2 separate regions of the Homo sapiens genome follow, and region 2 is linked to region 1. A link is an interaction called in ENCODE POLR2A ChIA-PET data of the cell type or tissue named here. Cell type or tissue: MCF 10A. All regions are shown on one strand. Each heading gives the region's core, and the rest is flanking DNA. Links, peaks and the distances in the headings are about the cores only. Region 1 overlaps LOC105377642 (a long non-coding RNA gene). Region 2 overlaps LRRFIP2 (LRR binding FLII interacting protein 2).

Region 1 (8,341 bases), core at 75-8,074:
AACGTGGAAAGATTGCTTGAGCTCAGGAGTACAAGACCAGCCTGGGTAACATGGCAAGACCCAGTCTCTATTAAAAAATTAATAATAAAATAAAAATCTATCAATAGGCCAGGCATGGTGGCTCACATCTGTAATCTCAGCATTTTGGGAGGCCGAGGCACGTGAATCACCTGAGGTCAGGAGTTCAAGACCAGCCTGGCCAACATAATGAAACCCCATCTCTACTAAAAATACAAAAATTAGCTGGGTATTGGCTGGGCACAGTGGCTCACGCCTGTAATCCCAACACTTTGGGAGGCCGAGGTGGGTGGATCACGAGGTCAGGAGATAGACACCATCCTGGCTAACACGGTGAAACCCAGCCTCTACTGAAAATAAAAAAAAATTAGCCGGGCGTGGTGGTGGGCGCCCCTAGTCCCAGCTACTCAGGAGGCTGAGGCAGGAGAATGGCGGGAACCCAGGAGGTGGAGCTTGCAGTGAGCCAAGATCGCGCCACTGTGTTCCAGCCTGGTCAACAGAGCAAGACTCCGTCTTAAAAAAAAAAAAAAAAAATTAGCTGGGTGTGATGGTGCACACCTGCAATCCCAGCTACTTGGGAGGCTGAGGCAGGAGAAAGGAGAATCTATTGAACCCAGGAGGCTGAAGTTGCAGTAAGATCGCGCCTTTGCACTCCATCCTGGGTGACAGAGCAAGGCTCTGCCTCAAAAAAAAAAAAAAAAAAAAAAAAAATTGAACAATAAACTTCCTTTGCTTTAAAGAGAAATATTTTCCTGAAGAACCAAAATGTAAGACCAAAATCTCTAAACATACTTAACAATATTTCCAGGATTTTCTACCTGTTCTCTGATTTTCTCCTTTTCCTTTACTCAGTTTACTGGCTTTTATTTAATGAATTTTTGGTGTCTGATTGAGGCTAAAGATTGACTGCTCTGGCACCCCTACTAGTGATTTCCATTTTTATGTCATTCAGATTACATTTATAAGACCTACTTTTCCTATAACTAGTATTTGCATCTGCATTTTCATAAAATAAGAGCAAATAAATATTCCAATAATTGAACACTACTCAAATAACTGAACACTCCCATACCATGTGGACAACCACAGGGATGCTGCTTAAACTGAAGCAATGACTGACAGTCACTACCACTGCGTGTGAGTTTCACTTGCTTGGTAGCTTAGCTATCAAAGCCAGCATTTGATGTGTAAAAGAAGGTTTAGGTATTTTGATGGAGGATGCATGAAACCCTGTTATTGACTGTGACATACTGGATTGTTTCTGTTAGCTTACTTGTTATATCTCCTCTAGACAGTTAGTTCTGGGGGAACAGTAACCACATCTGTATCTGTATACTTATTTTACTCCTAGCATCTGTACAATCTGTACATGCTGTTGTTTTTTTTTTAAGATGGAGTTTTGCTCTTGTTGCCCAGGCTGGAGTGCAATGGCGCAATCTCGGCTCAATGCAACCTCTGCCTCCTGGGTTCAAGCGATTCTCCTGCCTCAGCCTCCCGAGTAGCTGGAATTATGGGCATGCACCACACCTGGCTAATTTTGTATTTGTAGTAGAGACGGGGTTTCTACTACAGCCTGTTGATCAGGCTGGTCTCAAACTCCTGGCCTCAGGTGATCTGCCCGCCTCAGCTTCCCAAAGTGCTGGGATTACAGGGGTGAGCCACCACACCCAGCCCTGTACATGCTTTTTTTTTTTTAAATGGAAGAATAAATGATGTATGCAAAGGCTGGGCGCCGTGGCTCACGCCTGTAATCCCAGCACTTTGGAAGGTCGAGGGGGGAGGATCATGAGGTCAGGAGATAGAGACCATCCTGCGTAACATGGTGAAACCCCGTCTCTACTAAAAATACAAAATAAAATTAGCCAGGTGTGGTGACAAGCACCTGTAGTCCCAGCTACTCGGGAAGCTGAGGCAGGAGAATGGCGTGAACCCGGGAGGCAGAGGTTGCAGCGAGCCGAGATCGCGCCACTGCACTCCAGCCTGGGCGACAGAGCGACTCCGTCTCAAAAAAAATAAAATAAAATAAAATAAAATGTATGCAAGACAAGAGAGAAATCTACCATGGTTTTGAGCAGTAAGAAGCATAATTAGACTTTTTTTTTTGAGACAGGGTCTTGCTTAGTCACTCAGGCTGGAGTGACACGATCATAGCTTACTGTAATCTCAAATTCCTTAGCTCTAGTGATCCTCCTGCCTCAGCCTCCCAGGTAGCTAGAACTACAGGCACGTGCCACCATACGCGCATAATTTTTAAACATTTTTTTGTAAAAACGAGGTCTCCTTATGTTGCCCAGGCTGATCTCAAATTCCTGGGTTCAAGTGATCCTCCCACTTTGGCCTCCCAAATCATTGGAATTACAGGATTACAGCCCAGCCTAGATTTAATTTTTAGTTTTTTATTTTGATTCTGTCATATTGGTATTTGTCTTAGTCCATTTGGACTGCTATAACAAAATATAGCTTTTGTGGCTTATAAACAACTGAAATTTATTTCTCAAAATTCTGAAGGCTGAGAAGGCCAAGATCAAGGTGCCAGCAGATTCAGTGTCTGGTGAGGATCTGCTTCCTCATAGACAGCTGTTTTCTCATTCTACTATCACATTATGGACCAGGGAGGGGTGTCTCTTAGGCCTGTTTTATAAGGGCACTAATCCTGTTCATGAGTGCTCTGCTGTCATGGCCTAATCACCTCAGGAAGGCCCCACCTTCTAATACCATCACCTTGGGGGTTAGGAGTTCAACATATGAGTTTTGGCAGGACACAACATTCAGACCATAGCAGTAACAGACAATTTTTTTTTTTTTTGGAGACAGACTTTCGTTCTTGTCGCCCAGGCTGGAGTACAATGGCTCGATCTCGGCTCACTGCAACCTCTGCCTCCTTGGTTCAAATGATTCTCCTGTCTCAGCCTCCCAAGTAGCTGGGATTACCGGCGTGCACCACTACGCCTGGCTAATTTTGTATTTTTAGTAGAAACGGCGTTTCACCATGTTGGCCAGGCTAGTCTCAAACTCCTTAACTTGGGTGATCTGCCCGGCTCAGTCTCCGAAAGTGCTGGGATTACAGGCGTGAGCCACCGTGCCCGGCCGCAGATGTGGTATATTTCACGTTTGAGTATTTTTGAAAATAAAAATAAAATAAAATAACTGATAGTTCCATTCCTTAAACTTAACATTTGGGTGTGTTTTCTAGTATTTTTTCTGTATTTGTATTATTATTTGTGAGACGGGGTCTTGCTCTGTCACCCAGGCTGGAGTGCAGTGATGTGATCAAAGCTCACTGTAACCTTGAAATCCTGGGCTCAAGCAAATCCTGCCGTCTCAGCCTCCTGAGTAGCTAGGACTACAGGCGTAGGTCATCACACATGCCTGGCTAATTAAAACAAAAATGTTAAATGTTCATCTAGAACATATTGTTTAGTAACCTACTGTTTTACGTTAAAACATTATCCACTTTCTCCTACAATAGAAATTGTAATGGCTATAATACATGATTATTTCATTATCACATCTATTTTTAAGGAAACCAGGCCTAAATCTAGTTTCCATAATATTCTGATGAGCAGGACCACAGAGCAGTGATTTTGATCAGGATTGTGCCTGTTAAAAGCTGGCTACTCCATGGCATGCACAGCTCCAGGATGGGAGATTAACTTCAACAACCATTCATTTAGTTTGGTTTGATTTTCTGCCAGTCTCATGACCGACTTGAAGCACGTCCTAGAACAGAGAATGTTATGTTTGGTGTCCAAGGAAGCAGCAAACTAGAGGCGCCATCCCAAATTCTAGAATAATAGAGTCAACAATCGTTTCACACCAAAGTCATCCATTTTCTGAAGCAAATTTTGAACTAAAATGTTAAAAATGTTTTGTAAGGTAGATTAAACGTCATGTGGGGAAAATAACTTGTTAGTGCAAAAAGGAAAAGAAACTGAAAACAGACATATCTGTAGATAAATTTTCCTTTCAAGATTCTACAGTATAAATATCCATCTAAAAGATGAATTGGCTTCTTAAGCCAATTCATTGTCACTTGCTTCTGAAGTGTTTCCCAGGCACCTTAGTTATCAGCCACCCTGCCCCTAGGGTATCGAGGACAAATACGTTTCAGGTAGCTTGACAACAGGAAAGAATTTTAAGGACAAGAAACTACCTGCAATACCAGTTGGGAGTGTCCTGAAAAGTGATGTACTGAAATACTGACCCTTCCAGCTGGTTAACTTTCATAATCATGCATTTACTTTTCAATGGCAACTGAATATATGACTGCCTGATGATTCAGGGGAAAAAATGCAGTATTGTGTGTGGAATTGGAAGAGATTCAAAGTGAGTGCCATGGCAGTGACTAACTTCTTTCAAAAGCTTAAGGAAGAAACAATGCATAGGCCTTTGAGTTAGTTGGTGTAGTAAGCATTGTGTTTTCACCATCAGTATCCATTTCTATATTTTGGTGACAGTACTCCATTTTGTTCTTCCGGGAACCACTCCTCTCCTATAGTCCATGATCTTTGGGTGGACCAGAGGTAAAGCATATGACTCAAATTTGGCTAATCATAGCACAAGAGTTTTCCTTGCTACAGTAATTTGTTAAAGGATGGGAAGGTAACTCTCTATCCTTTAACAAATTACTGTAGCAAGGTAATTGGTTCAGTGAATCTAGGAGCTACTGGAAGGGATCTCTTGCTGGACTTGGACTGGAGTGAATATAGAACTAAAGTTTTTGAGAACTGTCTTGTTGCCACATGATGAAGTCTGAGTATAAGCCAATATGGAGAAAAGCTGATTGGGGTTTTTTTTGTTTTGTTTTGTTTTTAAAAGAAACAGGATCTTGCTGTGTTGCCCAGGCTGGAGTGCAGTGGCTATTCACAGGCACAATTGTGGTGCCATATAAGCCTTGGACTCCTGGGCTCAAGCTTCCTGAGGTAGCTGACATTACTACTACAGGCACAAACCTGGGCCTTTTTTTTTTTTTTTTTTTACCCCCCAGAAGGCTCTCTCTTTATTTGTCTGACCTGAAATGGGCATAAGTTGCAACAGATTGAAAATTCTAACTCTACCTTCATTTTCAGAAGTGTCTAAATTAAACATTTATAAGAAAATTGATGTTTTATAAAAACAAAAGACATGAAAAGCTCTGTATTCAAATATTTTTATTCTGTGAACATTGAAAATGCCTTCTAGGAATATGGCATTGCGGGGTGTATACAAAAAAATAGATCTTTTCTCAAAAAGCATGTAATCTGCTTGGGAAGACAAGAACATTATTAAAAAAAACCCTTTAGAACACAAGTGAGTTGTGGACAGTAATACATATAAATAATCTGAATGGCAGTATATAATAACTGATAACTATCTACAACCAAAACCAGCCTAGAACAAAAGCATGAGTAAGAGGCTTTAGGGTACACTTCTGAGCATTTTCTTTTAATTCTCAAGACATTTGTCCTTGTTTTCCTAATCTTTAGGTGGATTCATACATTTGTATTTCCTACCTGGTATTTCCTCTGAATTACTGACTTGTAATTCAAACACCACATCTGCTCCCAACCACTTCCTACCACTTCCACTGCTACCTGAATTATTGTTATAGCCTAACTGGTCTTCCTGCTCTCACCTTTGCTCCCCTAAAGTCTATTCACAATAACCAGTTTAAACTATTATTTTATTAGGAAAAATTTCAAACACACAGCAAAGTTGAAAGAATTTTACAGCAATCACTTCTGCATCCACCACTTATATTCTACCATTAACAGAATACTCCTTTAAATAATGGCAGATGTGTAGTTCCTCTGCTCAAAACCCTCCCACGGCTTAGCTTACTCAAAGAGGAAAAACCAGGCTGGGCGTGATAGCTCACGTCTGTAATCCCAGCATTTTGGAAGACTTTAGGAGGCTGAGGTGGGAGGATCACTTGCGGGCGGGAGTTTAAGACCAGCCTGGGCAACATAATGAAATACCATCTCTTAAAAAAAAAAACTTAGCTGGGCGTGGTGCTGGATGCCTGTAGTCCCAGTTACTAAGGAAGCTAAGGCAGGAAGATCACTTGAGCCCAGAAGTTCAGGACTGCAGTGAGCTATGAGCACGCCATTGCACTCCAGCCTGAGTGACAAAGTGAGACCCTGTCTTAAGGGGGAAAAAAAAAAGGAGAAAAGCCAATTTGTTACCATGGTCACCAGTATGATCTGGCCTCTGTTACCATTCTTCCCACTTGTCCTTTACTCTTCAGCCTTGTTACTGCTCCTTAAACATGGCAGGCACATTTTTGTTTTAGGGCCTTTGCACTTGCTGTTCCTTTGCTTCAAATGCTCTTCTCCCAGGTATTTACATGGCTTGCTTCTCTTTCTTTCGATCACCTCATTAGTTCTGACTCTTCCAAGTATTAAGTTGAACCATATGACCCTAATGTCACACAACTGGATTGAACCATTCAAACCTAAGGTGTAATGTCATTCTCAGGTCAAAAATTATTTTTAAAAATCAGTAATTTCATAGGATTCAAGCTTATAAAATAGCAACTCCACCCTACCCTTTCATTCTCACCCTGTTCCAATATTCTTACAGCACTATTATCTTATTTATGATTTGTATATTGTATGTAAGATCCTCACAGATAGGGAATTTGTCTGTTGTCCACTGCCGTGTGCTCTGTGTGCAGAGTAGGATTTGGTCTATAGCAGGCCTTCAGGATGCATTTATTTAAAGAATGAGTAGCTGAGACTACAGGTGCGCACCACCACACTTGGCTAATGTTTTCATTTTTTTATATTTTGTAGAGATGGGGTCCCACTATATTGCTTAGGCTGGTCTCAAACTCCTGGGCGCAAGCAATCCTCTCACCTTGGCCTCCCAAAGTGCTGGGCTTACAGTTGTGAGCTACCACACCTGGCCAAAAATGAATTCTTTTTAAAAAATTTTTCTTTTTTGAAGCAAAGTCTTACTCTGTGGCCCAGGCTGGAGTGCAGTGCCATGATCTCGACTCACTGCAGCCTACGCCTCCCCGGTTCAAGCGATTCTTGTGCCTCAGCCTCCCGAGTAGCTGGGACCACAGGTGCATGACACTATGCATGAATGAATTCTTAACATTGAAGTCAGAGTGGTCTTTTGAAAATACAAATCTGATCATGTTGCTCTCACTAAAAACTCGATTGGTTTGCAGATTTCGGAACAAAGATTAGAATCTTTACCACAGCCTCTAAGACCCTGAATGGTGGACCCTTAACTCTCCAGACTCATCTCACATTCTCTCATTTCAGTCCCTGGGACTCTGTTGCTTCTATCATGAGGTCTATTTGTGCTTTCTTGCTTTCCCCCACCTCTGCATGTAGTTTATACTCTGAGGCACTTTTAAATCTCGGCTTGAAACATCTATTCCCAGGAGAAGGCATTTCTGATACCTCAGGTTAGGTCAAGTCCCAATGCTTTTATGCCCTCATGGCAGCACATACCTACCCTTTGTAATACCTGTTAGATTTTAAAGGTACTTTTGTGAGATTGTCTAACTTACCAGTTTCATAAGAAAAAGAAACATTTTTGTTTTTGCTTCCCGTCGGATGTCTAGCATTTGCAAATTATCTAGCACATAGTGAGAGCTTAACATTAAAAAAATATATATCAACAGAAACTCTGGAATTCTAGCTCCTTAAGAGCAGAGATTGTTTTGTCCCTGTGTCAAGTACCTAATTGGGTGCTTGATTTATCTGCTGATACACAGCAGATAAATAATAGTTTGTTAAATAAGCTATAATATGAAGGATGTTTTTTACTCATTTATAGTAAGTACATAATGCAGAAAAACCGTCACTTGATAATCAGTGATTAGGTGCTCATAACATAATTGATACCTACACAAAGTCCCAAATTTTCCCCTTTCATCAACCTTTCCTCAAGACTAAGATTGAACAAAGTAATTTAGCCTTCATTTTTTCCCTGTTTATTCTCTGGTGGAGTAAAGGGTGAGTGCCCTGGGTAGGAGAATCCATGTAGAACCAGAATTAGCCATAAGTGAGATTTTGCACACTAACCAACAAACCACAGCATTCTTTTTTTTTTTTTTTTTTTTTTTTTTTGAGGTAGGATCTTGCTCTGTCACCCAGGCTGGCTTGCAGTGGTGTAGTCATGGCTCACTGCAGCTTTGACCTCCAGGACTCAAGTGCTCCACCCACCTCAGCCTCTGGAGTAGCTGGGACTACAGGTGTGGACCACCACAACCAGCTATATTTTTTTTTTTTTGTAGAGACAGGATTTCACCATGTTGCCCAGGTTGGTCTAGAACTCTTGCTCAAGGTATCTGCCCACCTTGGCCCCTCAAAGTGCTGGATTACAA
Region 2 (8,341 bases), core at 14-8,013, 69 kb after region 1:
TTTTTGAAAGGTGGCTTACCAGAAGCTATATGGGCTGGAAATGTTGGTGTCAGTGCTATAGACATTATGTATAAAAATAAAAACAGCAAAGGTAGTTCAAGACTGTGAATGGTAGGATTGGGGGAGGGAAGATTAAATCAAAGTTAGGAATTTAGAATTGAAACAATCTGTGTCTATTAGTTTTGTATAATGATTGGATTATTAATAGTGCAGAACATTAGTAGCTGCTTGGTCATTGCTTTATACATTGAAATACAAGAAGACAGTAAGGTAAAGATCCAAAATTAGAAAATGAAGTGATCTTGGCCAGGCACGGTGGCTCACGCCTTTCATCCCAGCACTTTGGGAGGCTGATGCAGCAGAATCACCCAGGAGTTTGAGATCAGCCTGGGCAAAGTAGTGAGACCTTGTATCTACTAAAAATAAATAAATACAAATAAAATAAATTAGCTGGGTGTGGTGCTGCATGCCTGTGGTCTCAGCCAGTTGGGAGGCTGAGGTGGGAGCTGTCCGGGAAGTCGAGGCTGCAGTGAGCGTTGATTGTGCCACAGCATAAAAACGAAGAAAAAGTGATCTTGATTGAATCAGAGCAGTAGGGATACATTGCCTTTTCTCATTGGTGGAGATTTTTACTGTTGCATGTATTTAGTTACTATTTATATACCAGTAGCCTTGGTATAATTTTAATGAATTTAATTTTTAAAATATACTTACAATTTTGTGTTTTATTATTTACTATTACACTGTTTAATTCTATTGAAGAACCCATCAAAGGATATAACTGGGACACTTTGGAGTAGAGCCAGTACACCCAAAAGGAAAGACACTATGGTGTGTAGCCCAGGAAAATGTGTGGTATTAGTGTTATGCATTCACTTTTGACTTTCAGTGTCCTTGATATTTGAGTAATAGGTACATTCTAATAGAGATTGACACTTGCTGAACTTTGTTCACTGTATGTACTTTCTTTCTAGTTTGTTTCCTAATGAAAACTTTCAGGCAAGTTTGACAGTTAAAATTTCTTTAAAAGATTACAATAGCAAATTTTGGATTTTTTTTTAACTTTTAAAGTTAAAAAAAATTTTCTTTTTTCTCTATGGTTATAGCATCAAAAATTTGGAAATGAGCCCTTACTATTTTCACTTTTACCTCCTTTGATGAATCTTTCTTTTCTTTACAACAATATAAAGGCCAACTTTTACTTATTGGGGTGACTTTTTTTGTTTGCCCATTGTTCTAGTAGAAATTGGTATGCCCAAATTATGGATTTTCCTACCAGATAGATTCAACATTTTTTTTTAAACCAGCTGAATTCTACATTATATTTTGGAAAAGGAAAATTGAAACAGGTTATTTCCAGTTTGGCTTGTTAAATCCTATGCCTGTGTAAAATGCCACTGGTGCTATAGAGAGGATGATAAGAGGAAAGACAGCTACTCTTTTCCATGAACTTACCTTATTTGGAGGATGGAATAGCTTATCTGCTAGAATGTGTGACTTGAGTAATATGTTTTGGTCATGGAGGTTTTTTTTTTTTTTTTAAACAAAAGGGTTAGATTTTTTTTAATTTAGAAATTTCTATAGAGAAGCAACTTTATTTTTGGGGAAGTGTCTCTCCATGGTAAGTGACATTTTACTACTACACAGTTTAAATGCATACTATTACGCATTTTAGAAAATTTTGTAACAAGATTTTGTTACACATGCAATAATAATATTTTTTATTGTGTTTTCTGTTAGTTTCAGGATAATATAAGAAAAGCATGCGGTACAGATATTTTGCTCCAATAAAATTGGTATTTATTACAATAACATTTTCAATGAATTTATACCAGTGGTAAAATGGTACCACTTAGTCTGATACTTATGGAATTTATTTTTTGAGGTTTCTGCAATGTTTTTTGTAAATGACCATTTCATTAGGCATGAATGGAAGGGCTTTATTCTGACTGAACTATTATTTTAATGTCTTATTAGAACTAGATTATATACTTTGATTTTCTAATATATTTTAAGCTTTTTAAAAATTGTGATCTCTACAACAAGAAATACATTTTACACCATAAGTCAGTATACACATGAAGATTCATGCATGTGGATTTGTATATATGTAAAAGTATAGAAAATACATTATTGAAACAAAAGTTTCACAAAATAATATTTGCACTTACTTTGCACAACACCCTCTAATATTTTCTCTTCTAGTTTAGTTTTTAAAATGCTGGTTGAGGGCAGGGTACGGTGGCCTCTGCCTGTAATCCCAGCCCTTTGGAAGGCTGAGGTAGGAGAATTGCTTGAGCCCAGGAGTTCAAGACCAACCTGGGCAACATAGCAAGACCCCATCTCCTAAAATTAAAAAAAAAAAAATTAGGTAAGTATGGTGGCATGTTCCTGTAGTTCTGTAGTTCCAGGTACTTGGGAGCCTGAAGTGGGAGGATCACTTGAACCCAGGAGTTCGATGTTGCGGTGAACTATGATCAAGCTATTGTACTCCAACCTGGGCAAAAGAGTGAAACCCTGTCTCAAAAAAAGCTGGTTGACCCTACTAAGTTGATTTTATGAACTACTGATGAATTGCAACCTATCCTTATGAAAACGTTACTTTAGATTGGGTTTTTGAATAGTATTGCTTAAAATTTTAAATGAATATAAGAGTTGGAAAAGAAAGATATTTTTATCAAACAATTAGTATTTAAACTACCTGAGGAACTTGTTCATTGCTTTTATTTGTTTTGTATATGACTTTCTGGGTAGACAGCTTAAAAATATAAACTAGAATGCTTAAGAAACGATGTGTGAAAACCATAAATCTATGTAGTTACTATTTAGTTTTTCTTCCCTGGATTTGAAATGTGGTATTACATATCTTACTTTTAAAAAGGATCCTACATGAAATGTGGGTGTTCTGGTCTTACGAGTTTTGTATATTTTTCTTTGATTTATATTCAGTGTCACACCTGTATGTATACTGTGCAGTTCACACATTGACCAGATTTCTCAAAATGAGAAATCGGCATTTTCTTGAGGAAGGACATTCTTAGGTGTTTGTTCACAAGCAGATCCAAGGGAATGTTCCCCATCTTGGTGCTGCAATTGTTCTTTTGTAAGCTTGACCATGCTTGTTATGTCAGCTTGCCTCATTGCCTGTTCATCCTTTGCTTTTGCCATTTTTCAAACAATAGGAAATGATGTTAAAAGTGATAATAATTTTCTTAAAAAGCATTTTTGACTTTAGAATGCTTAATTCTTGTATTTAAAGGCTCCCTTAGGATGTTTTGTGCTATAGTGTACTGAGATTGAATCATATCACTATTACTGATTATGAATTTTGTTGTTTAAAAGAAAAATAAACATACAGTTTTGAATATACATACAGTTTAGCAATACTTTATACTAGGAAAAAGTAGGAGGAAGAATATTTTTTAATTCAACTGGATTAGCTTTCATGTTTAATAATTTTTTATTTTAAAATAGTGCTGGATTTTTAAAATAACCTCAAATATTACTTCTTCTCTTCTTTATATTTCTGAATTTGGAAACAAACCAACTTTCATGTTTTGCTGAAACCCAGTATGATATGTTCAAGGATAGATCATCAAGACTTTCATCATTAGTATGTAGCACATGACTTTGTGTTATATGTGGAATTTTACTTTATAAACATCTGTTGATGCTAATTATAGAATATGACTAACTTTCATGGCTTTGTTATGAACTTTTGGGGAAAATGTGTGACTAACAAAGCAAAAAGCTAATGTTTTGTGGTTGTGGCATGAATAGTAATTTTTTTCTTTAGGATTTCAGAATTAGACACAAGTTATTCTTATCTATTGAGGACTAGGATTGGTAGTAATATCTTTTTTTTTTTTTTAATTTTAAAGATGGGGTCCCTCTCTGTCAACCAGGCTGGAGTGCAGTGGTGCAATCATAGCTTACTGACTGCAACCTTGAACTCCTGGATTCAAGGGATCCTCCCACCTCAGCCTTCTGAGTAGCGAGTACTATAAACATGTGCCACCATGCCCAGCTAATTGTTTTATTTTTTTTGTAGAGATGGGGTTTTGCTATGCTGTCCAGGCTGGTCTCGAACTTTTGGTCTCAAGTGATCCTCCCACCTTGGCCTCCCAAAGTGATGGGATTACATATGTGAGCCATCATGCCCAGCTGGTAGTAATATATCTTTTCTTAAAATGATGAGCCACCCACCTAACATATACTCATTGTCATTCTAACACTGTTAGAAACTTGTCTTCATGTTGAGCACAAGCCCAAATTGTGTTTTATGTCATATGTCACAAAGCTGGCAGGTGTGAAGTTGCTAGATAGAAAACATCCAGTAGTGTTAGAGGACACCTAAGACATCAGTTATGTCCAAACATTTTGGTTTGATTTGGTTAGTTTTTTATGGTATGTCATTAACCAAGGAATTTAAGTTATAGCTTGTTTTTCTTGGGTTAATATTTTGTCAATAGGTTGCCTGAGTTTCTAAATTACATAGACATCTCTTAAAATATTCAGAGTAATGTATAAAAAGATGCATATTCAAAAAAAAAAAAGTAAAATGAGTTTTTAATCATTGATTGGGAATACAGCTATATATATGTGAGATGGTTTACCTAGAGCAGTCTGTTGCCTTTGGCTCTTGATAGGTAGGGCACTTCTAGCCACACTCTCTTATTTCAGGCAAGTAGTACGTACCTAGATTAGATTTCTTATCTACCAATTTACCTATTTAGTAGTATTGCTAGCCTTAATTTCCCCATATGTACTTGGCTGTGTACTCCTAGGAAAAGTTAGGTATTGAGACAATCCTGTCTTCAAGGGACCCTTTTATAAGGTGACCATTTATGGTATGCTGGGCAATCCATACCATGTTGGTTGTTTTCCTCCTGAGCATTACATACTGTGGATTCACTAATTTGGGTTAAGAGTACTGTCTGGGACAGTTTAATGTCATGTTCTTTGTTCTCTCAGTCCTGTTTTAATTGTTCCAAAAGATTGCTTTTTGACCTTTAGGTAAGGAAGACTATAGAAGGAAATGAATTATCTTGTTACCTATACCCTTAGCCAGGAGTGGTGTCTCATGCCTGTAATCCCAGCATTTCAGGAGGTTGAGGCAGGAGGATCACTTGAGGCCAAGAGTTCAAGACCATCCTGGACAACATAGCAAGACATTGTCTCTACCTGTTCCCCCAACCCCAAATTAGCTGGGTGTAGTGGTACATGCCTGTGGTCCTACCTACTCAGGAGACTGTGGCAGGAGTCCAGGAGTTCTAGGCTGCAGTGAGCCATGATTGTACCACTATACCCCTGTCTGGGTGACAGAGTGAGACCCTGTTTCTATTGAAAAAGAAAAAAAAGAAGTCAGAGGGACTCAAGTGTGGTGTGAAGGTCTCCACAAATATTCTGCCTGGTTCTTAGTTCTAATCAAGTTTTCTTTAGCTGGCCAGACACACAGATGCTTGGCACAGAGGGAGGTGAGGGAGGAATGCAGATGTGTAGAGAGGCCAGGTAGACTAGCTAGTAAAGTGCAGTGAATTGTTTACTAACCTTTGGGAAATAAATTGCATGTAAACTATTGTGTATCTCATATAGACCTTTGTGTATATAATTTGAAGATGAATTTTATTATTTTCATAACTTCGCTATGCAATCATTGAAGTTAACTTGGAATATTTACTTCCAGAATCATTCTTACAGTCACTCTCATGGAATGAAGAAGAGGTCTTCTGATTCTCATAAAGACCTACTGGTTAGTTCTGTTGTCTCTCATATCACAATTCACGAAGTACTGTTAGGAACTTAAGGATTATGATTGCTTTGGTGTGCTACTAGGACATTATTGAAACTTGATAATCTGCTGAAACATGATTTATCAGAAATTTAAAAATAATTTTGTTTTCATTTGCAAGTTTTAGTATTAACATATGCAAACCCTAGCAGCCAGAGTTAGTACTATATCACAAGAAGCTCATTAACAAGTATTTTCATTTATTAATTGTCCTTTGGAATATACCTCAAGAATAGGTTTAGTAAGATTCTCATCCTTATTTTAGGAATTTGAATTGATTTAGTTGTGGTATTATGGGCCGTAACTAAACTCACAAATAGGTTTCATTCTAAAAGTTTGTGTTTTGGGAACTTGGAATGCATTTTCTAGTTTCTTCAATAAATATGTAATGGCAAAGTTTCCATACTAGCTTGCTGAAAACTCTTTAACCTATAATGTAATTAAACTGCAGAATTAATATACTCTTTATTCTAGTCACTTTGTGAAACAACACTTCTTTTTTCTTTTTCTTTTTTTCTTTTCTTTTTTTTTTTCTTTTTTTGAGATGGAGTCTCGCTCTGTCTCCCAGGCTGGAGTGCATGGCGCGATCTCGGCTCACTGCAACCTCCACCTCCCAGGTTCAAGCGATTCTCCTGCCTCAGCCTCCCAAGTAGCTGGGATTACAGGCATGTGCCACTCTTCCTGGCTAATTTTTGTATTTTTGTAGAGATGGGGTTTTGCCAGGTGATCTGCCCGCCTCTGCCTCCCGAAGTTCTGGGATTACAGGCATGAGCCACAGTGCCCGGCTGCTAAACAAATTTCTGTGAGGAAAATAATGTCTCCAGAATGCCCACTTGGTACATTGGAAACACCCATTTCCTGTTAGGCTGCAACAGTACTGGCAAAGGAAGTGCAGTCCCAACTCCTTGCTAATTCAGGGTTCCCATGGGTTGAACGGGGAGAGGGTTGGAAGGCTTTGGTTGGTACAAGGGAGGAGAGAAGGGAGAATGTAATGGGGAGGAAATTAACGAGAGGCCCTGGAAGGTAGGGTCTTGGGATCTCTGGGGAGAGGTGAGCCTTAGGTGCCTAGTTGAGGGTGTGAGTGGGGAGTGAGGAGCGGTGTGGGAAGGCAGGGCTAGGGGTGGTAGGGATGGGGTGGGAGTAGGGATGTCCTCAACTCCACTGTCAACACTGATGGAGTCTTTAAGTCAGAGATTGCCTAAATTTGCTTAACCTTGAGTAAAAAAGTTGGCTAGAGAAGTTGGGAAGGGAATTTTATAGATGGTTTTCTCTCCCTCAATTAGCTATAATGTGTACTATTGTTTATTTTGTACATTGTATAAATGAACCTGCCGTAAGTGTTTTAGATCAAACCATATTTATCGTACTCTCTCTTTCATTTTGGTAACTTAATTTGTCAGTTTATTTTGACAAGTAATGGGACTAGGAAATGTTTGGAACCAAATACATAGCTCTTTAATAACTTCTGTGGCTTTGCCAGATGGATTGTAAAACTGGTAATTATTCAGTTGTCCAGGAGTGTTCAAGGACTTTCTTAAGTATGGCATGAGAATAAATTGTTTTCATTCCATTTTCTCTGAGGGTTTATTGTCTTGTTTTTAAATTTAAAAATTTAGTAATGTCTTTGTTTTAGGGGCTTGAAATAATTGTCACTTTGACTTAATGTGATATGATGATTTAAAAACATTTTGGAGAAGAAGGGATTTGGCAATATCATATTTTGCCTTTTTGTGTTCAGTTTTGCCTTTGTGTGTTGTTAGGTTATTAACATTTAGCCTAAGAAAAATGTGTTTAATTTTGCTTTTTGCAGAGTGGCCTCTACTTTGACCAGAGAAACTATAGCAGTCTTAGACATAGCAAACCCACCTCTGCCTACTACACTCGGGTTTGTCTAAACTTTTTTGGCTTTATGTGTTTGATTCACTTTTAACATATTTCTAATCTCCCCATTTTGCATTTTGACTAGCTGTAACTAATCTGTAAATGGCTACGTATATACTAGTTTTTGGTAACTGAATTTATATAGTCTGTGGGAGTCTCTTTAAACAACGGGAACTATTCAGTCATCATGTTTATAAATCAGTACCATTAAAGACATTTTTAAATAAAGATGTTTAAATGTACAAAAAAAGTTCAAGGAATAATACAGTGAACATCACATACCTATCATTTAGATTATATAATTCATTATATTTCCTTTATCACATAATTATCTATTTGACCCTCTAACCATCAATTCATCTTAGTTTTTGATACATTTCAAAATAAGTTGTAAGCATCCATATACTTCAGAGTGGGTACCCTTTTAAAAAAGCTTACATATAAAAATGTAAACACGTGGCATGAGAAGAATGTAATTATTTAATGTTAGAATCTCTTGTTTTTTTAAAGGCATTTGACACATCATACATTTAAGACACATTAAGTGTATGGCACACAGTACATTTAAAATAATTTTGTTTAAAAAACCTGCACACGCAACTTAAGTACTCTTATTTTTCATCTCTGATTGGGTTTGGTGAAAACTTGAAAAGTATGTCCTCAGATGAC

The links. Peaks named below come from ENCODE experiments on the same cell type or tissue, not always from the same donor. Only the 100,000 strongest peaks of a DNase experiment are listed, where the experiment ranks them.
Region 2: POLR2A ChIA-PET joins it to region 1 with 12 read pairs; 4 of 35 experiments call an interaction of 5 or more read pairs at or near these places.

The regions. Positions count from the first base shown.
Region 1 is chr3:37,179,545-37,187,885 of GRCh38, reverse strand. The region is part of intron 1 of LOC105377642 (a long non-coding RNA gene); the gene reads right to left. Among named protein-coding and RNA genes, the nearest start is that of LRRFIP2, 9.1 kb to the right of the region's middle. In MCF 10A, for the core only: no CTCF peak of the experiment used is centred there; a DNase peak (open chromatin) is centred at 4,315.
Region 2 is chr3:37,110,326-37,118,666 of GRCh38, reverse strand. LRRFIP2 (LRR binding FLII interacting protein 2) reads left to right here. Exons shown (of 28, transcript NM_006309.4): 7 at 3,572-3,613; 8 at 5,687-5,752; 9 at 7,602-7,676. Among named protein-coding and RNA genes, the nearest start is that of LRRFIP2, 60 kb to the left of the region's middle. In MCF 10A, for the core only: no CTCF peak of the experiment used is centred there; no DNase peak of the experiment used is centred there.